Linked DNA regions of Mus musculus: regions 1 and 2 are each linked to region 3. The links are chromatin loops, found by intact Hi-C in ENCODE. Cell type or tissue: gastrocnemius. All regions are shown on one strand.

Region 1 (8,000 bases), 65 kb after region 3:
GAGCCAACAAAGGCAGATACAATTTCACTCAACATAAGTTTTGTACACACAGCCATATTCAGAGATCTGAAAAGATTGCATGTCTGTTTGTTATCAGAGCATTGAATTCTGGGTAGGAAGGTTAGGTCTGGGTGAGCCGCACTACTGAGTAGTAGATGTCCTGTCCTCTGACTTCTGACTCTGTGTTAGGAGAATGTGTGGTAAAAGTAATTCACTTACTCCTAGGAGCAGCCTCCCGAGCATGCATATCTGGGCTGCAGGATCAGTGGAGGTTGAGTCACCAGCTGTGGAATGCTGTCTTAGACTGTCTGTCAGTGAAGCCCCAACCCTGCCCTTCAGTCAGGACCAAAGCTGTGGGAAAGTTCTGACTCATTCACATTTACACTTGACTCACAGAAAACCTCTAGCGTCTCATTTTATTTTATCCAACCAAATGTTTTGTGTGTGCCTGCATGCGTGCGTGCGTGCGTGCGTGCGTGCGTGCATGTGCACATTGTGAGTGAAATATACAAATGATATTTGAGGTTATTTGCTGAGCTCACTTTTGTTGTCTCTGGATATTTACTCCAGAGCTGGTGCCAGGGTTGGGTGGGGGTTGTGGGGTAGGGGAGCTCTCAGCATGGTAGTGCAACGGATGTGCATCTGTTAGTGAAGTGATGCTTGGAAGGACGCATGCCATTTTCATCAGTCTTCAAGAATCCTGTGCATGTACTTTCCCTGCTACCTTCTGAGTCCCTGCCCTCACACAGCACGTGTATGCATACAGGATTTGCTTGTGCTGAAGGGGGTTGCATGTTCTCAGGAGATGGATCTGTAGGAAAAAGGCCAATTCCTTAGTGGGCACTTGGGCTCCTCTGGAACCTGGGCCAGACTTCTCCCTTAGTTTTGTCTGATCTCTGTATACTTCTGTTCAGCCTCAGTCAGGGTTTTATGCTTTGCCATTCTGTCTTCTTGTTCTCTTCCTAGTTTTCTTGTTTAGAGTATTTCCCATAATCAGCTTGTATTCTCACATTTCTTGTGTCTTCCCATCCCTAAAGGCTCCATTCATGTTCTATCCACTTCCTTTGCAGTGGTCAGAGCATTGCATTCTTTCCATGGGCCAGGTATTTTGCCAGACATATCTGTCTGCCATATATATCTGTTATCTGTCTATCACTTACCTATCTATCATCTGTATTTATCTTCTACAGAATTAAAAAATAAACTAAACACTTAGGATTATCCTTATTGCAAGAGAAAATTCATTTGCAGAAAATTAAAAGCTGCTTGAACCAAGGTGTTAAGGTTCTTCTTGTCCTGACCAAATTCCCCATGTTGGTTCCCCTCAGAATTTTTGGGTTTGACTGTTAGCACCTTCTGTGCTCACTGACAGCATTCTCTTTGGTCTTGGTCAGGTGTGTTGTACATTTGGCAATCAGTCACTGTGCCTCATTAGGAGGTGTGGCTTTGATGACTATTTTACTGTGTTCTGTTCTTCCCACTAAGCTGCATGCAGACTTTACCTGATGACTCTGCGTTTGTGTTATTTAAAGAGGTGCAGGAGTCAGTGAGGTATTTCTCTAGCTATATTAACCCAGTTAGGCATTTATACCCTACCATAATGTTTTCTTCAAACCATCCATCCTCGTCCTCTTTTTATACTTTGATTCCATAGAAAATACAGACCAGACACACTGTGGCTGGGGTTTGTATCATTTTCCTGCCTTGTCCTTCACCCTCAACCAAAAAGCAGAAAAAGTAAATGGAATAGCCAGTCAATTGAAGGGTTATCTGTTAGATAGACCAAGGTTTTTGACCAGAGTGATAGATGTAGGCATGCTGTAGACCTATGTGGAACCTCACCACAAGATCTCAAAGTGTCTCATTAAGTTAATTTTACCTCAGGACAGATGCCTCTGGGTACCTTTTCTAGTTAAGAAATAATTAATGACTTCTAATTATACCACTTGCCACCCAGAACTCACAACTCACCCATAGTTCCTGTTGACAGCCACACACTAGACTGCTCTCCCTTTTCCAGTGGAAAGATGGTTGAAGTATGGTCAAATTTTTGACCAGATGCAAGGTAAATAACATAGAGTTTGAGCTTGTCAAGTTCTGTCAAGACTCACTGGGAAGTGTGACCATATGTGGAAATACACCACAGGTAAGGATAGGGGCAATTGGCAGAACTTCAAATGGGTCTCCAGCCTTGAGATGTAGTTTCTAGCGCTCTGGGGAACCATGGTTGACCCTAGAAGGTAACTATCTAGGAGGGGACACTAGTGAAGACGGAGTTCTCTTGTGTTCAGGCCCTACCCAGAAAGTTATGTTGCAGTGTCTTTAGCTTCCTAGTGTGGGTGAAGAACAATTAGGTGAGCTCCAGAGGAAGTGTGGCTTGCTGTTTTATACTCAGCTGGGCAGATGCACATATTAAATAAAGATGGGAATAGGGAAAAATTTACTCTTTGTAATTTTGTTGAGTATTTTATACTAGTGATTTTCAAACTGTAGATCCTTGTTCCTTAGTGGAATGTGAAATCTATTTTCAGTCTTCAGCATTTTAAAAGAATATTAGATGGAAGAAAATAGGGTAGCATTGAAACTAGTGAATGGCACCCAGTGAGGGTTAGACTCTTTTTCCTTTTTGCATTTTTGGATTGCAGTCTCACTGCAGATATAAAGAGTGAACTTGCAGCTGTGCTGAAGGAAATGGGTATGGAGTAGGGAAGAGAAGGGTGGTCTCAGCTCTACCGGCTGCTGCAGTAGGCTGGAGCCTTGAGGTGCTCTGTATGGCACCAGTGCCATCTGCTCAGAGCTGTGACTGCAGTTAGTTTAAGACCTGTGTGTGTGTGTGTGTGTGTGTGTGTGTGTGTGTGTGTGTGTGTGTGTGTGGTGGATGTGTTTGCTTTGACTGGGTGGAACCCTGGGTTTGATCTCCAGCCTGGAAGAAGAAAGAAGTGTAACCATAAATATTGATCATAATTTCTTGACTGAGAAATGCTGGGGTCCCTGGAGGGAAATTTTTTTCTTCCATTTTCTCTGACTTTCTTATTTAAATCTTATTTTGAGGCAGCAGCCAACTTATGTTAGATCGCAGTAGATGTGCTGGGGACTTTCCCAGCTCCTCATCTGTCTGAATTGCTTGCGGGGTCTCCTAGGTGGTCTTCCACAAGGCTGCAGGGCTGAGGTAGTCTTCCCTTCTGGGTACTGAGTGTTCAGGGAACCATGCAGGAAGCAGAGTGCCCAGCTGGTGGTGTTGATGAGCCATGGTTGTGGTGCCAGCAGTGGGGGCCGTCCCCTCACTCTCATTCTCCCCCTACCTACTAAGAAGTGACAGGTTTGTACCTGAGAATGCCAAGTGGTCAAAGTGTGGTTTCCTTCAGGCAAAGCCAAGGGCTTTGACGGCAAGCAAGGTTCTGTGACCTTGTTTTCATGACATTGTTGAAATAACATTAGTAAAAATTTGTCAACTTGTGGCACAATATACTTTCCCATATTTGCTTTGCCCTCTCCCCTGTGTATGGACTTGCACATTTGTTTGCACATGTACATGTGTGTGTAGTCCAGAGGCCAACTTCAGGCATCATTTTCCCTAGGCTGTGCAGTGAGCACCATGGGTTCCTCTCTGCCCTTCTCCTGTGCTTGCCTGGAAGCTGGGCACTACCGTGCTGTTCCATGGGTGCTGGAAATCTGAACGGAGCTCCTCGCGCTTATGCAGAAGATACTTCCATTGGTAGGGAGCCCTAGAGCCCATCCAGTACTTTTTCACCTTGCAGAACTTGAGTCTTGAGATCCTAGAAGGTTTGCTCAAAACTAGGCAAGACCTGGCCATTTGTCTCTCCGGGACAGGCTGGCGCAGAGTTTTTTGCAGCCTTCCCTGTTTTTCCGTAATATCCACTCCTTCCAGTTTTTTCCTATGTGCTCCTTCCCCATCTTCCTGGTCCAGGCTGATGCCATGCTGGGCGTCCTTTCTTTTCTTCCCGCTCTTTTCCAGAACAGTTGTACACCTATCTCCCCTTCTCAGTTTTGATGTTTCCAGGCTGGGAGCTGCTCCTCTCCCAGGTGACATCCAAGCCCAAGCCTTACACTGTGCCTTCTTGACGACACACTCCCTACTGCCAGTTCTTGGCATCCTACTAAGTGTTCCTCCAGATAGTGAGGCTCCTGTTTGTTTTAATAGCTGGAAGTAAGCCTCAAGGCTTTGGTGAACATGCTGTGTTCCCTGTTTGTCTTTGGATCTCTTGCAGCCTGCATCTTTTCCAGGAGGAATCCAGCAAGGCATTGGACAAGGAGGTGTGCTACTTACTGGCAGTTGATCCCTGGAATGTCGTAAGCCAGGCCTTTTCATGTGTTGAAGGAACTGTGAATCCTCAATATTGTCAAAGATTTGAAAGCCTCTACTAGGGACAGAATGTGTAAATAAATGCTAGGCTTTATTGTTATGGGACAGATGCTTCAAGTACTTTAGATAAGTGTCTAGGAAGTGCTGAGTGAGACCAGGTATCTGTCCATCGTCTCCCTTCCACCCCTCCCCCAGCACCATTTAGAGACATGGCCTCATTATGTAATCCAGGCTTGGCACTTGCCTTGGAGTTCTGGCTGCCTTCAACCTCATGGTTATTCTGCCCCCTCTTCCTAAGTGCTGGGATGACAGGCTGTGCTGCCAAGCCTGGCCCTGCTTCCCCTTTCTGCTTATCCACTTCTGCCACCATAGTTTTGACCTCGAGGAGAACTGTGGAGATGGCTTCTCTAAATCTTATCATGGCCTCTTTAATAACATTATAGATACATTAATGCTAATTAGTTTAAAAGAGGGAAAGTAAAGCAAAATGGAGCTGCCCAGCATCTTGATGCAGTGTGGCTTTTAGGAAGACACTTACTGACTTTAATTAAACAAAGTACTGTTTGCTCTGTCAGAGACCTCCTCTTTGACTAAAGCAGGTTCTTTGGGAACAAGGCAGAGCCGACCCATTGACTTGGCATTGATCATTTGCTCATCCCTAGAAGTTTATTGTAAATGAAGCAGCATTTACTGTTGTGTGGTATTCCTGGAATCGCTGCTATAGTTAGAAGTAAGTGATTCTGTGTGACAGGAATGGCATAGAGAAAAGCTATAATTCTGACTCGTTGACAGGGAAAAATGCAAGTTTTGTATTTATATTATGTCATTCTCTTGGCTAGAATCCAGCAGCTTTACGGTTTCTTGCTGAGCTCTCAGCAGAATGTTACCCATCTCGAAACGAAGTGCTGGGGTCTCGGGAGAGACAGAGAAAGTCTTTCTGTAATGCTGTGGGTAGGAGGCACTGGTCGTGCAACTGGAAGACAGCAGATGGTTTTCCTGGCCTGTGTGTGTGAAGACCTTAAGAAAGTTCCATGTCCAGGCAAGGTAGGCCTGTGTTGAGGAAGCAGAACACTGCTATTCCTCTAGGGTGGCTGCCATGCTGGAGGGGTGGGCTGGAGCATAGTCAGGGTGGGGCAGTTAATGACTTTGCAGCTCCCGTTTGTTTGCTACAGGGCCTTGCTGTACAGAACAGGTTAACCTCAAACTTACTTTGTAGCCTATGCTAGTCTGGAATTTGTGAGCCTCCAAGCCTCCTGGGTGCTAGATTATAGGCCTGTGCCAGCACACCCAGCTTGATGGGTTCTTTTTGACAGTACCTTTAGAAGACTTGCAATGACATCAGTGTCCGAGGTGGATGCTAGATTGAAAACTACTAAACAGCCAGAGAAGACAGGGTGGTGGCGACTGAAGGAAAGGGCAAGGTCCTTGAGTCCGGAGCTGCACATTAGGACTGCTGTCCCTCATACTGATTAGCCCAACATAGCTCAGACTTCCTACAGATTGAAGTTCCAGTGGTTTACTCTGTCATAATTTGTGAAGTCACTTTGTGCATATTGGGGCTCCTCCTTGACCAGAACTGTATCCATAACCATAATCAGATGAACAGAAATTATGGTCAAAATCAAAGGTTTCCTGAGAGTTGAATTCTGTTTTGTGATATTTAGCTCCTGCCGGTCCTGTGAAATAAATCCTATTTTTATCTCTTCACTTGTACTGTGAATATTGAGGATGTTAAGTAACTTGCCAGGGAAGCCAGATTCAAGTCATTCAGGTCACTAGAACTCCAGCCTTTGTACTTAACCTTCAGCAGACTATTCCTCAGTGTGGGACCAGGATTCTGTTTATTCTGCGTTCTTCCCAGCAGGCTCCCAGCCTGGAGTATTCGAAATTATATATATGTATTTTTTCATTTTCTCTGAATTTGTCAACATTGTATTGCTATTTTCTGCTTTAGAAAGGTTTTTGATTCCTTAAAATAACTCACTGTAGGTTAGATCTTATCTTTTTGAAAGTCAGTATTTACAACAGACTGGACTCTAACTCAAAGAGGCATCTGCCTCCCAAGTGCTGGGGTTAAAAGGCATCTACCATGGCACCTGGAAAGATAGTCTCTGCAGTGGAAATCACCTAGGACATGCAGTGTTTTGTTTAGATTTTTATCCTTGATTTAGTTATGACTCAGTCTTTTTGCTAGACAAAGCTGGCATTGGCCTTTGGCTCGGGTACACTTGATGATAGCGTTCTGGAGCATTAGAACTGTCTAGTTCACTTTCTGTTTTGCCTTCCATCTAAAATTCAGTAGTCTCTGTATCCCTTATACAAATATTAAAACTTCAGGAGCTATGTGGATTGTCATATAGAAGGTGCTGGAACTTTGCCTGTTTGGAAGTGGTTTTGAGTTGGCTGTGTTTAGACTCACAAAACTGTTTTGTTTGTTTTACTTGTCCATCAGTCAGAAACTATCAGAGATACTGCCACATACATAAGACGGTGATAAAGAATCGAGAAGTCTGTAGAATGTCTCTGATTTCTGTCCTGCATAAACCAACAAAGTAACTCTCTACCACTGAATGACGGCTATTTTTCTTTTACATCTTTGCTTGTATAATAGGCAGACAAGCTCACTGCTTTTCACCTAGACACTATGGGTTGCTCATCTTTATTGGTTCCATTTTCTAAGCTTGACAATTATTTGAAGTTCTCAGTAAAGTGTGTCTTTTAAATGACATTCTATGATTACTGCTGGCCCGTGTTTTTGGCACAGCAGATGTTCTCTTGTAGTGAGAAACTTGACTTGGTTTTTGAAGCCAATGAATGATTTTACTCCTTTTCTGCTTTCTCTACAAGTGACCAGGTAAATCAGAGTCTGGCTTATTTTTGAAATGTTTCTTGGATGAAGCCATTGTACAAATGTAACACCAAAATGACTTGTCATCATGAATAGGGGCAGCCATCCTTTCTTGAAAGTAGATCCATAGTGCTATGCTTGAGTTGCTTAGTGTAGGTCTGAGCATGCTTTTTAAATGCTGTGTGACTTATTTTTTATTATTAGAATGTCAGTTCTCTAAGAGTTCATTGTATTAATTCAGCATGCAAAATGCCAGAGTAAAATTGTGTACTGTCTAAGAATCCTGTAGCTAACCTTGTTTCTCAGAGTTCAGATTGTCTTACAAATCTGAGCTACAGCACTGGAGGTCAGCTTGAAGATGAGATACACTAGTATTGCTGTTTCAGATGGTGCTTTCTGGATAGTGCTGTTTGCAGCAGATATTGAAGAATGGTAAACACGTTTGCCATGGTTATAGGTTGTCATGGCATCCTGGTTGTAGGAGCAGATTAGTAAGTACTAAAAGTGTCTATGCAGTAGCCCCCATAGAAGGAACCTTGGCCTGGTGGGACCAGTAAAATCTCTTCTGCTCTAAAGGGCTCTAAGTCTATGAGCCTTTCCTGGTTTAGAACAAGTTTCTTTGTGTTTGAAAGCAGAGTTCCGTGCCTGGTAAAGGCATGCAGCTGTGCCCTTAGCAAGTTTTGCTCATGCCCAGTGTGAAAAGGAATAATGTAGGCTTCCCCAGACGAGCGTTCTCACTGCCAGCCTTTGCACACGCTGATGCTTCTGCTCAGACTGCCTTCACCTGCTGGTGCTTTCAACTTTCCTCTCTCACTCTCTTCCCAACCA
Region 2 (8,000 bases), 49 kb after region 3:
GCTGGTAGCCACCCTATTGGAGGTTGATGAGGACATAGGTGGAGGTTTGGACACCGGTGAAGCATTTCATGGTGGCTGGAGGTGGAAGACTGCAGGTTCCATAGAGATACACTTCCTGATCTCATGGTGCAACTTTTCTGTTAATCATGGACGTCCTTTTTTTAGCACCTTTTTTTTCCCCAGTGCTCCTCCCCCCATCTCTGGAAGAACATCCCATTAAGAACTCTTCTGAGACAGTATAATATGTCAGATCCTGTCCCCATTTTCTTAGGAGTCATTTGAAGTCTGGAAGAGGAACATCATTAGGAAAAGTAATGGTTTTTTTTTTGTTTGTTTGTTTGTTTTGTTTTGTTTTTGTTTCTGTTTTTCTGTCCTCAGTTTGTTACAGGAAGCACACACTGACTGTGAAAGAGGACAAACTGGCAAAGGGAATTCTTGCTCTGTCAGAATTTAGAAGGTTGCTACTATTTGAAACCACCTTTAAAGGAACACACAGTATTTTGTAGCTGGAGAGGACAAGGTAATTGGTGTTGATGTATGTCTACTTACCAGTCCCATTGGGTCAGAGCTTTAAATATAGCATCTTGTTAATGTCTTTGTTTTTATGCTATTTTCTTTGAGACAGGCCCTCACCATGTAGCCCAAACTGGCCTTGGATTCATAGTCCTCCCACCTCAACCTTCCCAGTGCTAGAATTACAAGCTGTGCTACTGTCTTCAGTTGGGAGGGGGTTTTTAAAATTTGAAAACCATGTCAACATACAGAAGATTACTTGAAGTATAACTCTACAATTAAAGAAAAATACCCACATGTCCACCAGTCAGATTTAGAAAAAGGATATTGCTGGTATCTTAGGAAGTCACCAGGTATCCCACTCTATCACATTTTCTCCAGGATAGCAGCCATACCTACCCTTTTCATTAGTCATTTCTTTTCTTAAGTAAGTGCAAGCCCCAGTATATGTAAGGAATGGGCTGTGTGCCCTTGCTAGACAGAGGCTCCTAGAACAGCTTCATGCCCCCGATGAAAGTCAGTACCCCTGCATCTGATTAGATTGGATGTAGAAACCTTCTAATGAGGTAGCTATGTGAGCAGGGCTTCTCAGAGTTTGAGGGCCTGGAGGACTGAAACAGCTGTTTGGAATGGGAGAAGGTGTCAAGGGGAGGGGCAGCTCTTCTTAGCTTTTGTCCAACTCTCCACCATAAGTAAAGCAGAATACTTTAGTAAGATGCTCTTCATAGAGTCAGAGAGTAGACACGGAGAGAAAACTAGAGTCCTGACTCTCTAAGCTGTTATAAAGAAAAGTCTTGTTTAGTTACGAATGTAGCTCAGAGCCACCCAGACCTTTGGGCCCCTGACACATGTCTGTAGGGATCTTGTTGATGACAGCTTTCAAGAAAACATTCTCCTTACCCCATTCTTTCACAGGGTCTTGTTTAGCCCAGGCTGGCAGTGAATTCTTGGTCCTCTGCCTCAGCCTCCTAAGTGCTGGGAATGCATGTGTACCACCGTGCTTGGCTTCATCTCTCTCTTGAACACCACTGTCTGAAGTGTGGACTGGTTATGGTGGGCTGTGACTAACACAGACCCCCATCTTCATCTCTCTCTCTCTCTTGAACACCACAGTCTTAATATGGACTAACGGTTATGGCAGATGGCTACCACAGCTCCCATCCTGAGCTCTCTACTCTAACCCAGCAATTCCTGGAGCCTGTCTTGCTTGGTTATTTCTTGTGTGGACTCTGATTGCTTATTAGTTTCTTGGAAATTTTTTTGAGATATTTCATAAATACTGATTGACTCTGCCTTTTTATCCGAAATTGGTGATTTGGCTGCGTATGAGCTTTTAGGTTGGGAAATTTTACCTTGAGAATTTTGAGGACCCTGGATGGTGGTGTCCTTGTTTTCTCTGCAGTGCAGTTGTTTTAAGGCCTCTTAAGTATTTTAACGTCTTGATCGTCAGCGTATGGTATGCTCCATTCTTCATCAGGAGATTACAGACTTGTTCCTAGTGTTCTGTGAATCTCAGGAAAGCCCGGAGCAGGGCTGTCTTCCTCTCTTATATCAGCCCTTTCCTGCTGGCTACTTTTGGACTTGTGTTCTGGGAAATGATTCTTGCTAGTCTTTGCTGATGATTTTCATCCTTCTGCCATCTCTTGTCTTTCTTTTAGGAACTAAGAGTTGTCACCATCTGGACTAGTCCTCTTTTTATTCCTTTCTTGTCTCTTTTCAGACACAAACAATTAAGGCTAAACCTTGACCAGACTTTTCAGCTAAGCTTGTAAAAATTAAGGTATGATCTGTGTGCACCAGAGTGTACAAACCCAAGTGACTGTGCTGTTTTGAGAGTTGTGTACACAACAGAACATTACATCAATTTAGAAAGTTCCGAAAGGCCCCTTTCAGTCTGCCTTTTTCATTTCCGTTTTTTTTTTTTTAAGTGGTTGTTTTGTTTTCTGAAATGCCACTTAAGAAACTACTCTTCCCTTCTTGGCAATTTTTCTTTTTATCTATTTGAACAGTTTCACATTCTCTGTGGAGCACCCCCCCCCCCCCTTTTATACTGTGAGTTGCCTTTCTCTGTCTGCATTGGCTGCTTTCTGTAGGCAGCTGTTTACTTTAGCTGTTTGCTAGGGGTGGGTGTTGAGCTTGTGGCTGTGGCTTCTGAACTTTGAACTTCATTGGTGAGACTGGATTGAACTATTAGCTGTTAGTGTTCTGAGGTCTCTTCTGGTGAGATGGTGCCATTACTCCTGTTTCTAGAGTTGGGGAGTGGCTGCCACATCTTTGAGACTGTAATGAGGGTGTAGTTTGCAGCACCCAGAGTTTATGTACAGATGTTTGATGTGCTAGGGGGTCCCTCTGGCTTGCTTGGCATCTCTAGTCTCCATATCCTTCCCAGAAAATATGCCTGTAGACTCATTATTCTTTAGTCACAGCTACTAGCCACATAGCAACCATTTGGCTTTGTTTGTTTTGGTACTAATGGTTAGACTCAAGGCTTTGTTCATGCTGAATATGTGCTTCATCATTGAGTGACACCCTTAACCCTCATATCATTTTGAGGTGATTGATATTCACTAAGTCAGTTCTTTGGGCCAGTAGCCCCACTTTCAGTGCTCAGTGGCCAGCTGTTAGACAGGACAGGTGCAGAACAGTTTGTTATCATGGAGAAGTGTACAGGATAGTGCTGCGCTAAACCTTTGTGAGGGCAGAAGGCTGGAAACAGGATTCTTCTCCTCAGAGGTTTTTTCTCAGCCTCTTCTCTACTTGCTACTGTGTTCTGGTGAGTGCACTCCAGGAATGCACGCTGACACCTTGATGCTCGCTCCGTTGGCTTGGTCCTCTGTTCTGCCAGTATGAGTCTGGACTTCTGTGCTCATGGGCTAAGTCCTTTTCCCACACATCCACTTTCTTGTCCCCAAATGCTAGCTGAAGTTTCTCCTGTCTTCTCCTGTCACCAATTTGTAGATTTGATCCTTAAATAATAATTTAAAAAGCCTTACTTTATTTTACATAAATACTTTGAGTAGGTGCTTCATTGTAGTGGGATTTCAGGGACTGATACTGGACTGGCGTTTACTCTCACTTTAACCGGGGATCTTGACTCATTGACTCTCAGCTCTACAAATAAGGTAGAGATGTGCTGCTATTTTCAGTTTTCACTGAAGAGACAGGTGAAAAAACTGCCTCAAAAAAATCACACCAACAACTGCTAAGTGGGATACAAACTTGCATAAGATTTACCAAGTGGGATTCAGACTTACATTAATTTACCAAGTGGAGTACAAACTTACATGAGAATTTGTTTGTCTGTTTGTGGCCTAGATTGGTCTTTAATAGAATTCAGCGTGCTGCTTCAAAGTCTAGGGGGATTATAGTCTTGTTTAGTATCTTGTGTTCGGAAAAGACCACTTAAATATTATAGTTGTGTTTTAAAGATATCCATGCAGATATTTTTGCTTTGCTAAAGTCCTTAGTGGTTCTTTCTCAGAGTGTCTGTTCTCGCCCAACTGTTTATGTCTCGGTTAGTCTAGGACTTTATGCCAGTGTCCTCCCGCACAGCTGCTGAAGAGTCTGACAGCAGGAGCAGTCCCTTGTTTAATGTAAGCCTTTATTCCCTACCTCTAGTTACTGGGCTGGAGCTGTTGCCTACCTGGCTTTAGTTAAACTTTACTTTTTGTAAAGTGAATCATGCTTATCTTTGAATCTCTAGTGCCTGCCTCAATGTCTGAGGATTTGCAAATGCTAGGGTCAATTTAATTTCTTAGAAATTTGTAAAAAGTGTGTGTGTATGGGGGGGGGGTTGGGAAAAGGGATAACATTTGAAATGTAAATAAATAAAATATCCAATAAGAAAAAGAAAAAGAAAACTGTCAACTCAAAGATTAGCATTGTATCTGGAATCATTACTACATTAAATCATCATGTAGAATTCAATTTTTATTGAACCCAAAGCTTATTATGCTAACTGTGGAAAGTATTTATTCATACCCAAGTCTGTATAACTCCTTGCCTAATAATAAGACTTCAGTAATCTCTAGTTTGCATGAAAAAGGACACCTAGTTTACTTAAATAAACAGAAGCAAAATTTCTAAAAAATTTTTTGTTAAAAGGATTTATTTATTTTGTGCATATGAATATTTTTGCTCTTATGTGTGGCTATGTACCATGCGCATGCCTGGTGCTTACAGAAATCAGAAGAGGTCATTGAGTCCCCTAGAACTGGACTTACAGATGGTTGTGAGCCACCATGTGAGAGCTAGGAACAGAACATGGGTCCTCTGTAAGAACAGCAAGTGCTTTTAACTGCTGAACCATCTTTCCAGCCCCACATAATTTCTTTCTTTAAAAAGATTTTTGCTTATACTTTGACAGTTTCATAAATATATACAGTTATCTTGATCATATCCATACTCCACTATCCTGTCCCTCTTCCCCTGTATCCCTCCTCATCACATTTCCCTGTGTCTCCCCTGCCCACCTTCATATCATTTAAATATTTTTTATAACTTACTGAGTCCACTTAGTGCTCTCTGAATGTGCTCGGGTGCAGGGCCATCTACTGGAGTATGGGTAACCTGCTAAGAACTTTTAGCCAAAGAAAATTGACTTTTTCTTCAACAGCCGCCATCAACTGTCAATATTGCTCTTCAGCTAGGGGTGGGGCCTTATGAGCCCCTACCCCATTCATGCTTGAATGTTGCCTGGCTTGATTTTCTGCAGGTAATCTGATCTCTTTTTTCCTGTCTTAATATCTATTATTTTTCTGTTCATATCAGCCCCATGATATTTTCTACTGTGGAACCTTGTCTAATCTATTTTTATCTAGAATTACAAGATTGATTCTGCTTCCATAACACTTCAGTTCAAGATAAAGTATCACCTATCCATATGTGGTAGGCACATAAAAATTATTCGACTGAAACTGAGCCTTAGTGTTAAGTAAACTCATGGCAACAGACTTCCCTTTTGTTGCCTTTGAAATCTGACATGGGCAGGAGTTCCACTTTAAGCCTAATTTCCCAGCACAACAATATTATCACCCATCTTTACTTTGAAGTATTCCATTATGTGGCCACTGCACTAATCCAGGATATCTGAGAGGAAGCCTGGTTTTACCTTATGCAGTGGAATAGCTAAAACGTAGGAAATACTTGTGATGCAGGGTTATTTTTGAAACAGTTTCTCACCAATCGCTCAATTAGGGAAGTCCCAAACTACAATCGGGAACAGTCACTTTTCCTACATTTTCAAAGGCTGAAGATTTCATTTTTCAGAAGGACCGTCCATTGAGTACAAAGAGCTGTTACTATTGTAGGAACCAATTCTGCTGCCTTTTCCTGATGCTTATGTTCTCTACCAGTCTAAAGAAAATCCAAGAGTCTTCTGGTTCTTCTTCCGTTGAGACCCCAGTAGATGCTTTGGCTGCCATGTGCAGCTGGAGTGGAAGCCAGCCTTCTGAAAGCAGAAGGACTCAGGGTACTGTAGGTTACTTGGTAGATATTTAGAGAAGATCTTGAGATATAGGCTCATCGCCTTTGTCTGCCACTTCCTAGCAGTATGAACTTGGGAAACTACTTTAACCTTTCTTAAAACATAAACCGTGGGTGGGGTGAGCACTTCACAGGGCTAGTGCTGTGGTCTAGCTCTTTCATGCAGAGTGATTAGTCCAGGAAGTACTAGGCTGGTATTACCCAGCCATTCTATGGTGGGTTGTTTGGTTTTGCCTGCATGCATGTATGTGCACCAAGTGCTTCCCTGATGCCCATGGAGATCAGAGGACAGTGCAGATCCCCTGGAACTGGAGTTATAGGTTTTGGGAATTGAACCCAGGTTCTCTGCAGAAGCAACAAGCGCTCTTATAAGCTCTGAGTCGTGTTTCTAGCCCCCAGTCTGTAAAGTTTTAGTTACTGTTTTTAGCTTTAAACATAGACTAGCTCAGAAGATGCCGGGGTGAGTGTTGAGCAGACTCTGCCTTGCTGCTTTGTAATTGCAGAGTGCATGTTCCTAGTTTCTTATCAATGCTAGATGCTTCTACCTTTCAGAAGATGGGAAAGGAAATCAATAGGAAGAAATCATGGGAGACCACAGAGGAGAGGATGGTATAACTGTGGCTGCTATACAGCTGTTACCTGTATATCTGCCTTCAGAGTTTTGAACTGGTTAGATTTTTTTTTCAGGATTAAGGGCTCAGAATTTCCTAGAGAGATACCCTCCCCCCCCACCCCCCCCCCCCGGTTTTTTTCGAGACAGAGTTTCTCTGTGTAGCCCTGGCTGTCCTGGAACTCACTCTGTAGACCAGGCTGGCCTCTCCTGCCTCCCAAGTGCTAGGATTAAAGGCATGTGCTACCTGGCTCCTAAGTTTCTATCCTTAGAGACCCTAATTTAGTAGGTATAGAGTAATTATTAAGGAGGAATACATGTTTTTAAAAAGTTCCTAAGATGGGGCTGAAGGGATGGCTTAGTGATTAAGAGGATCTGAGTTCAGTTCCCAGAACCCATATGGCAGCTCACAACTGTCTGTAACTTGAAGGGGTCCAACACTCTCATATAGGCTTAACTGCAAGCAAAACAATAATTCACATGAAACAAAAGTAAGTAACTCATAAAAAAGTTAAAAAATGTTCCTAAGAGAGTCTGATGGTTTATTAGATTTGAGGATCATCGATAGCCATTCTCTAAAATATCACTAAACACTTACTATTTAATGTAAAGAAATTTAACAGTGTTGTAATCTTTATTTTAGAAGTCAGAAGACAGGGGTACATTATTATAAATTCACTGAAATGGAGAGCCTAAATTCTCTAAATTTAACTTTATTAGCTATAATTTTAAGCTGGCTCTACATTTGTGCTGTTTTTCAAAACTTTCCTATGTTTAGATTATTTAGAAGGAAAAATAAAGAAAATTATGGAAAAAAGCAGTCAAAGACATATGTCTAGAAGTAGCTGGTGTGGTGGCACATGACTGTAAGCTAAGCCTGGCACAAAGTGGAAGGATGAGGCAGGAAGGTCACCCATGAACTTGAGACTAGCCTGATCTGTAGACCCTGTCTCAGAATAATACAACACATTCATTCGTTCTCTCTTTCTCTCTCTCTCTCTCCCTCTCTCTCTCTTCTCTCTCTTCCCTCTCTCTCTCTCTCTACACACACACACACACACACACACACACACACGTATATCAAATAAAAATCCTCAGAGCAGACAACAAAAATTGATATATAAACTTAGCTATATTTTCATTTGAAGCCTTTAGGAAAGTATTTTTTCCAGAAATTTAAAAGCTGATTGATGTTATTGTAAAAGAGAAAGAAATTCTGTCTGTTGTCATTGCTGTTGAGCTGGTCTGGGTTATTAGATTATTAGATTAGTTAATAAAAGGGCATTTGGCAAGGGAGCTAGCAAATCTGACTGGAGTCTTAGCTACAATACCATAATTTTTTGTAAACTTGGGTGAGTTCCTTGACTCATCTCTTTGGCATGCATTTTCTATT
Region 3 (8,000 bases):
AAATAAATAAAATATCCAATTAAAAAACGAAGAATAAAAGAATTGTGTTTTGAAAGTAATTTTGATATTTATACACACACATATATAATTTTATCATTTATTTAAAAAGTGAGTTTTCTCACTAATCAAACTGATGTTTTCTTTGCTATGATAAAACGTTGACTAAAGACAACTTGAGGGAGCAACGGTTATTTTAGCTTACAGATTAGGATCCATTACAGAGGAGAGTCAAGGCAGGAACCTAGAGGCAGGAAATGAACCAGAGAACACTGAGGAGCACTGTTTACTGTCTTGCTCCTCATGGCTTCCTCAGTCTGCTTTCTTATAACTTCCAGGACCACCTGCACAGGGGTCTTGCCTACAGAGGGCTGGTCCCCTCGCATCAATCATCAACCAAGAAAATGCTTCACACCCTTGCCTACAGGCTAATCTGGTGGCGGCGTTTTCTCAACTGAGGTTCTTTCTTCGTAGATTACTGAAGTTCGCATCACGCTGACAAACACTTATCAGAACAGATGTGCTTGCTTGTTTTTAAACAACAAATTAAATAGCTGAATATTTGATGCTGTAAACTCGGAGCACCTTCGATGTCTTTCAGAGTTGACTGATGTTTGTCTGTGTCACCACTGGTGCTAAGGACCCCTCTTTGCACTGATATCACAAGGTCACAGAAGTATGTTTATGTCATTTCAGAAATTGCTGGGAATCCTGTCCTAATTGAAATTCAAAGCAAGATAAACTTTGGTTTCTGTGTGTGAAACTTGAGCAACTGAAACAGGACTTTTATTTTTTATTTAATTTAATTTTAACATTTATTTATTTGTGGGTGGGGGCAGTCATGTGTAATGTCACACATGTGGAGGTTAAAAGACAACTTTTGGTGGTCAGATCTTTTGGTTCATGATGTGGGTTCTGGGGATTAAGCCAGATTGTCAGGCCTGGTGATAATCTTGCCATCCCAGCAGCCTGTAAGCAGCAAATTTAAGAAATCATTTTAACAGAATTCAATCCAAACATATGCAGTTGGATGCATGGTGTGCAACAAGGGGAGAAATATTACTGAAAGTCTTCGTCATAACAAATGTTTTTATAAGAACAGCAAGCTTTCTATATATAGTAATAGAGAGACAGACAGACAGACACACAGACAGTACAATTCATAACAGGTGCATCTGAGCCAAAGTGCTTCAGGTGTTGCTTGCTGGCAGTGTGTGTTGTGACAGTCCTTACAGGTCCAAGTGTGTGTTCAGAACCAAGGCTGCAATGACATAGTTGGACACAATGGGCAGGCATGGCTAGAAATACCTCAGATTCATTATGTTTGATTTTTAAATTATCTTCGGGTTGTTACACATTTTAGAAACCTTTTACTTAATGACAATTTTGTGAGCACCCCACACTAAATCATGAAAAAAACCACAGGTTTGTAACAGGGCCCTAGACCTTAGCACAACGGACTCCATGATGGAAGTGCTATTCAGGGTATAAAACTCACCACGTAGACACTACCACCTGCTAAAAATGAAAACAAAGGCCCAATCCATCAAAGGCCATGGTTCTGGGAAAGTCTCTGAGTGTGCTAACCTTGCTTTTTGGCATCTGTAGCTCTGCGTCTGGCTAACTGTTCTTGTTAACTGAAGTATGTCAACCCAGGGCATGGTTCTTGTGCTTACAAGCTCACCCTGAGAAAGACTCCGGTCTACACTGGGATCCTGAACACCCACTGTAGTTGCTGGTCAGCTAAGAAAGTCTTTCTAAAGGCTTAAGCCCATGTCTGATCAGGTCTTCTCTGGCAAACACCCCACAAGTTTAAGATGCCAGAATGGAAGACACCTGAGAGCTACAGGGTTTTGTTTGTTTATTTTGTTTTTGTGGATAGGATAAGACTGAACAAACCTACTGTGAAAGATTATGATAATGAAAACTCAAAAGCACTGGACACAGATTAGGTAGGAATGGATGTTAATTCTTATTACTCTTTTCCATAGTTTGTTTCTCTCCCCTGCTCCTTTTGGAGCTCTTACACCACAGAACAGAGGCTGGGCCTGAAGAAACTCGTGGAAGCCGGAGGTTTTGTTTCTGGTTAAGTCCTCATGATGGTTAGTATTGTCAGTTTGACTATTAGAATCACCTAGGAGATCAGCTATACCTGTGAGGGATTGTTTAGATTAGGTTACCCCTTGGCCATGCCCTTCAACATTACCTAGATTAGGGTCTCCTAGAAGACTTGCTTTGCGCAGGGATTCTGTAGACTAGTCTATCCCCTTGGCTGTGCCCTTGAGGATTATCTAGATTAGGGTAATGGAGATAAGATCCACTTTATCTGTGGGCAGAACCATTCCATGGACTGTGGTCCTGGATTTAATACCCAGGAGAAAGCTAACACAAGAATTCATCCTCTCTTCTTCCTGAGCATGCGCGCAATGTGACTTTCCACCTCAAGTTTCTGTCATCACGACTTCTCATCATGATGGTCTGTGTTCGCTCCAACTGTACAGGGTAATAAACTCTTTTTTCCTTAAATTACTTTTGTCAAATATTTTATCGCAACAACTGACAAAGTGACTTTCGTTCTTGCTAGGCAAGTCTTTCCAGAACCATCTTCTAGAGTGGCTGGGATGGGGCAGATGTAAACACACAGGGCACGGATAATGCCTCCAAGGGCACAGGTTGCTCCAGAGGGCAAATTCTTATTCCCTGCGTGAGTGATTTCATCGCTCCTCTCCTCTCCTCCCTTCCCCTCCCCTCCCCTCTCCTCCCCTCCCCTCCCCTCCCCTCCCCTCCCCTCTTCTCTTCTCTTCTCTTCTTTTTTTCTTTTTCTTTTTTTTTTGGCGGGGTGGGGGGACAGGTCATTTCACAGAGATCCACCTGTCTCTGCCTCCCGGAGTGTTGGGATTAAAGAAGTGTGCCAGTATGTCCAGTTTGAGTTCAATTCTCACAAGCTACTTGGTAAGCGGAAGCGAGCGGAGACACTTGCTGGAGTGCGAGCCTGGGCAGGCGGGGACTCCAAGGTCCTCAGTCTTGGGTCTTGGCTCTGTCCAATTGTAGGAGCAGCTTCTGACGTCACGGGGGCTGGGCCGTACAAGGGGCGTGATCGTTCAGAGTTGGAGGGGCGGGGCGCCGGTGCGTTTTTAGAGCGCAGGCCGCCGCAGCCGCGGAGTAGCCGGCAGCCGCTGACGCGCCGCGGGGTCCGCGCCCAGCCTCGCTCGTCCTTTCGGTGCCTCTCCTTAGCCGCGGGTGTCCACGCCGGACCCTGCACGGCAGGCTGAGTTGCCTGCCAGACTCCTGACCCAGATCGACCCTGCGCCAAGGAGCCGCGCGGCCCGGCGCACACGGAAGTGGTGAGTGTCCCGGTGGGGAGGTGGAGACCGCCGTGGCCAGCTCGGGGACCGTGAGAGGGGCGCGGAGCCGGGCGGCCGAGCGGCCAGGGCGGCCGGGGCGGGGATTTCCAGGCGGCGGGGCTGCCGGGAGGCGAGGGAGGGCCGCTCCGCTAACAGCGGCCCGCTCCGCCGACATCCTGTTTATGGCCCCGCGGCCTGCGCGCCGACGGCCTCTGGCGCCGCAACAGCCCGGACCGCAGGACTCGCCGAGGGTCGTGGCCCGCGTTCACCCCTGGTCAGCTCTTGCGGGGGTGGGGGACTTTTGGGGTTTGGGTCTGCGTGGGGGCGCGCCCCGGGAACTCCGAACCGCAGCTTGCCGGAATGTAGCATGATGGAGGGCCATGGGTGAAGGGAATGGGGAGAGACGACTATAGGTCCTACCCGAAGGGACCCGATTCATCGAAACTGGGACCAGTGTCTGTGGCTCCCCAACTCCTGGCTCCGGTTCCGCGCGAACGAACGCCCCCGTCGACTCAGAAGCAGTAGGCACCCCTCTGGAGACACTCCCAGGCTCCTAGGATGATGAGTGTTTATGAAGGGAGTTCTTTAGGGAGACTAGACCAGAGGTGTGGTTATCTCCTGGTGCCTGTGTGCCCCCTTCGGAGGTGTATCCTCTGTGATTTCTCGGGAACTAGGACTGGGCCCTAATAGTCTTAATTCATGGCTGTGACCTGTCTTCTGCCTCTGCTTGGATACATCAGTATCCATGCTATTAAAATTCCTCCCCAGTCATAGAGCTCAGTCGCAGGTATTTACGGTAGTATAAAATTACCTTTACTTCTTTCAGGGAAGAAGGCATTAAAAACTTGGGCCGTTAAATAAGTAGAATGCTGAGACAGATAAAATTATCTAGTCTTTGGGTGTTGCCTTCCCCGTTTAAAAAGAAAATGTTTGAGTTACGGGTGGTGTAAAAAACTTTTTTCTTTTTCTTTTTAAATGAACATTTTGCATTGATTAAATTTTTATACCTTCCCTTTCTAAAAACCACATTTTGTGTTGCCTATTGCTTTTGCTTGTGGGGACTCTGATGTTTTCCAAGTACTGGAATTTGGGGCTATGTGGAGCAACTATGATCTTGTTCAAAATGTCAGTCAGTAGTACCCAAGTTGAGAGATCATGTGTGGTTACCAGGTAAAAAATTAGACTTGGGGCCCTGTGTGCAAAGTCATTTCATCCCTGGCTTCAGTTTTCCAACATCTAGGGGATACTTTTTTATTGAGTGATCGGTTTGTTCTCTTGTGCATCATGGTGAAGGTTAATGGAGACTGCAGGCCAGCATTTAGACAGTTCTGGTATAACATGCTTTATAAAATGGAATAAATGCCTCTTCTGTATGGATTGAGATCATGTAGAAAGAAACAGATACATCATCCTAGAGGGAGTGTGAACATTACAAATAGTAATCATAACTTAATTCTAGTATCATATTAACTTGAACTGTATTTCAGTTTGTCTACACTGCTGTACTTTTTAGGGGAGGGAGTTGCTTAGATTTTTTTTGTTATCCTTTACAGTGAATACAGCTAGTTCTGTTTCAGTCCCATTTCACAGCACACAATTTACTGGCTTTGGGAAAAGATGTTAGAAAGAGAATAAATTAGGTATTGGTACAATAGCAAATACATTTCCTAACATATTCTATTTTGTTGTAATTTAGGCAGGTGTTAGTATCAGTCTGTCTTACCCAGAAGATCATTATCTTTCTGGCCACTTGGTAGCCACCCTTTACAGATTTAAGGTGCTAGGAGGAGTTAGGCTGTAAAAATACTTTAATTCGGACACCTGCTATAAAAAGCTAGTGAAAAATATGGAGTTTTGAGGATAGGGTTGCTTTTACGGGAATGTGCTTGCCTTAAATTACACAAGGGAACTTAACCTCAGGGCTTTTAAAAAGGACTGTGAGGTCTGCCAGTTTGGAGAGGTTTGACTTTATGAACGGTAGTGATTCGAAAGAAGACTGACTGATTTCAACAGCACATTACCAGCTACAGATTTTAATGTTGTCTGAAGACATCATTCTGTTTATTCTGAATAATTTAAGTAACACATATATTTGTAGAGAAATACAAATGAAGCAACTACGTAGAATATATGTAGATTTAAACTCATTTTTATACAGAGAACACTATAAATAATTGTACTAATCGAAAACAATTTACAGCTGAGCAAAGGTCAGACAGGATCTGTGTTTTCTAGCTGCCAGACTTTCTGTGCTTTCTTTTTTCCCACTGAGGACACATATTCTCTATATCCTTAGTATAATTTAGTGAGATGATACACTGCTAGATTTACTGTCTGAGATGTATACACACACACACACACACACACACACACACACACACACACACACACACACACACATATTTTTTTCAAGACAGGGTTTCTCTGTGTAGCCCTGGCAGTCCTGGCTGACCAGGCTGGCCTTGAACTCACAAATCTGCCTGCCTCTGCCTCCCAAGTGCTGGGATTAAAGGCGTGTGCCACCATTGCCTGTCGAGATGTGCGTATTTTTACAAAGCATTTTTAAAAAAATAATTTTTACGAGGCTGGAGAGATGGTTCAGTGGTTAATAGCACTGGCAACTCTTTAGAGGACCCAGATTCCGTTTCCAACACCCCACATGGTGGTCACACCTGTCTGTCACTCCAGTTCCTGGGGGATCTGACACCCTCACGCAGACATACAAGCAGGCAAAAACACCAGTGCACACAAAATAAAAAATAAATCATTAAAAAAGAAATCACATAGGACATTTCAGGAGGACAGGGAATGGGCTATTTAAGCAGAATCTAGCTGAACAAGCAACCTCTGATGTTCTCTAATGCACTGTGGCTTAATGGACATGGAGCCTTGCCATAGAGCAGAGGCCGTGAAGAAGTCTTGATGAATCTTTCAGACTGGTGGTTAACAGCTTGGTAAAATTTCATGCTGAGGGAGACATTGATATTTTCTGAGGAGTTTGGGAGGGTACACCTTGTTGGGGAAGGTGGTATCTAGTGGGTAGAGGCTAGATGTATTGTTAAACACTCAGTAATGCACAGGACAGCCCTTCCTATAGCGAAGTATGACCTGGGTCAAAATGCCACTAGTGCTCAAAAGGAGAGATGATGCTTAGGGGTGCCAGGTGAGAAAAGAGATACCGGGGTGCATGTTGTGGCAAGTGATTTCATTCTTGGCCTCGGCTTTCCTGTTCTAGAAGGAAATGAAGACACCTAGGTTAGATATTTATAATGCAGTCTTGGTGGAGAAGCCAGGCAAGGAATGCAAGCATGATGTGTGAAAACCCAAGGACATACAAACGAGAGCTGCTGTGAAGAAACTTCGTGAATGAACTGTTAGACACAGTGCAAGCCAGGGAAGAGGCTAAGCTCATCTGCTGCATGTCAAGCAGCAGGGAAGAGCTAATGTTGAGGATTCTCTGTGTGTGTGTGTGTGTGTGTGTGTGTGTGTGTGTGTGTGTTTATGTGAGGGGGGACAACAGCGGGGAGGAGGGGATTGATTTAGTATGCCTAGTTCTCTGGGTAGATTTTTTAGTTCCCCCTCTTTTAATCACAAAGATTATTTTCACACGACAAGGAAGAAACTCACTGTAGAAAAATTGGAAAATGTAAGGAAGTAGTTAAGTACAGGAGGAGAAAAAATCCTCTGTGCTCTGTATTGCCTTTCCCATGTTTCCTTTGAGTGTGGTGGATATTGGAAGAAGGCTTACCATAGAAGGGAGCTGTTGGTGCTGGAGTGGGTGAGGGTAGTGCTGCTTCATTCTTTGTGCCCTTTATTCCCCCTTTTCAAGAATTCGGACCATGCTAGATGTATGTGGTACGCATCTGTCCTCCAAGTTCTTGGGAGGCTGGGGTAGGAGGAGCGCTTGGATTCTGGAGTTTGGCATCAGCCTCTGGGAGAGATAGTGAGAGATTTTTTTCCTGTGTAATGCAAGGTACAAGGACATTGACTCATTGGTGCTAATGTATTTGTGCCAAGCTTTGTCTTCAGCCCTTCGATTGCCACTTCCTCTGCTTTACTCTTCTTGTCCTCAGAGAGATATGCCACTCTAGCTTCCGGTCTCAAAACCTTCCTGGTAACACGGTTAGAAAGAGCTGCCGTGCTGAAATGCCGGTGTTTCAGAGGAAGGAGAAGAACTCCTGTGAATGCTCTTCTTGCCTTTGAGGGACATGCACTCTTTTGCCATTTGAGGCAATTGGAAAGGATCAAACCTTAAGTTCCCTTTTGTGTTGTCTCCACTTTGTCTTCTGATGTGTGGGTCTTCACAGCTGGTCCCAGCACATCATTCCTCAGTGCTCTGAGTAGATCCCTTCCTCCCAAGGCAAGATGCACATTAGTAACAAAAGAAGGAAACCTTCATTGTTGTTTTGAGACTGGGTCTTCCTCTAGCCCGGGGTGGTCTGGAACTCACCTTGTGGCCTCAAACTTGCGATCTTCCTGCTTTAAACCTCCCAAATGCTGGGGTTAGAGATAGGAACTAACAGAAAATTCATTTAAGGGTACTCTGGTCAGAAGACAGCTGACACTTGTTGAGATATTTTAAATCTAGATAACTGGTTTACTTAACAAGTGTATTCACATGATGTTTTGTTTATCCAGTTATTAATCAGTAAGTATTGA

Evidence for each region. Peaks named below come from ENCODE experiments on the same cell type or tissue, not always from the same donor. Only the 100,000 strongest peaks of a DNase experiment are listed, where the experiment ranks them.
Region 1: it touches region 3 in a loop (4-fold over the local background); 15 of 42 quality-filtered maps call a loop at or near these places.
Region 2: it touches region 3 in a loop (2.2-fold over the local background); 9 of 42 quality-filtered maps call a loop at or near these places.

Annotation. Positions count from the first base shown.
Region 1 is chr4:101,195,144-101,203,143 of GRCm38, reverse strand. All of the region lies in intron 1 of Jak1 (Janus kinase 1), which reads left to right. Among named protein-coding and RNA genes, the nearest start is that of Gm24468, 12 kb to the right of the region's middle. In gastrocnemius, a CTCF peak has its summit at 4,622; DNase peaks (open chromatin) are centred at 3,242 and 4,586; H3K27ac peaks cover 3,720 bases.
Region 2 is chr4:101,211,821-101,219,820 of GRCm38, reverse strand. All of the region lies in intron 1 of Jak1 (Janus kinase 1), which reads left to right. It also overlaps the pseudogene Gm19063. Among named protein-coding and RNA genes, the nearest start is that of Gm24468, 29 kb to the right of the region's middle. In gastrocnemius, no CTCF peak of the experiment used is centred here; no DNase peak of the experiment used is centred here; H3K27ac peaks cover 3,354 bases.
Region 3 is chr4:101,260,383-101,268,382 of GRCm38, reverse strand. It overlaps Jak1 (Janus kinase 1), which reads left to right and starts at 3,101. Exons shown (of 25, transcript NM_146145.2): 1 at 3,101-3,341. In gastrocnemius, no CTCF peak of the experiment used is centred here; a DNase peak (open chromatin) is centred at 3,092; H3K4me3 peaks cover 3,572 bases; H3K27ac peaks cover 5,061 bases.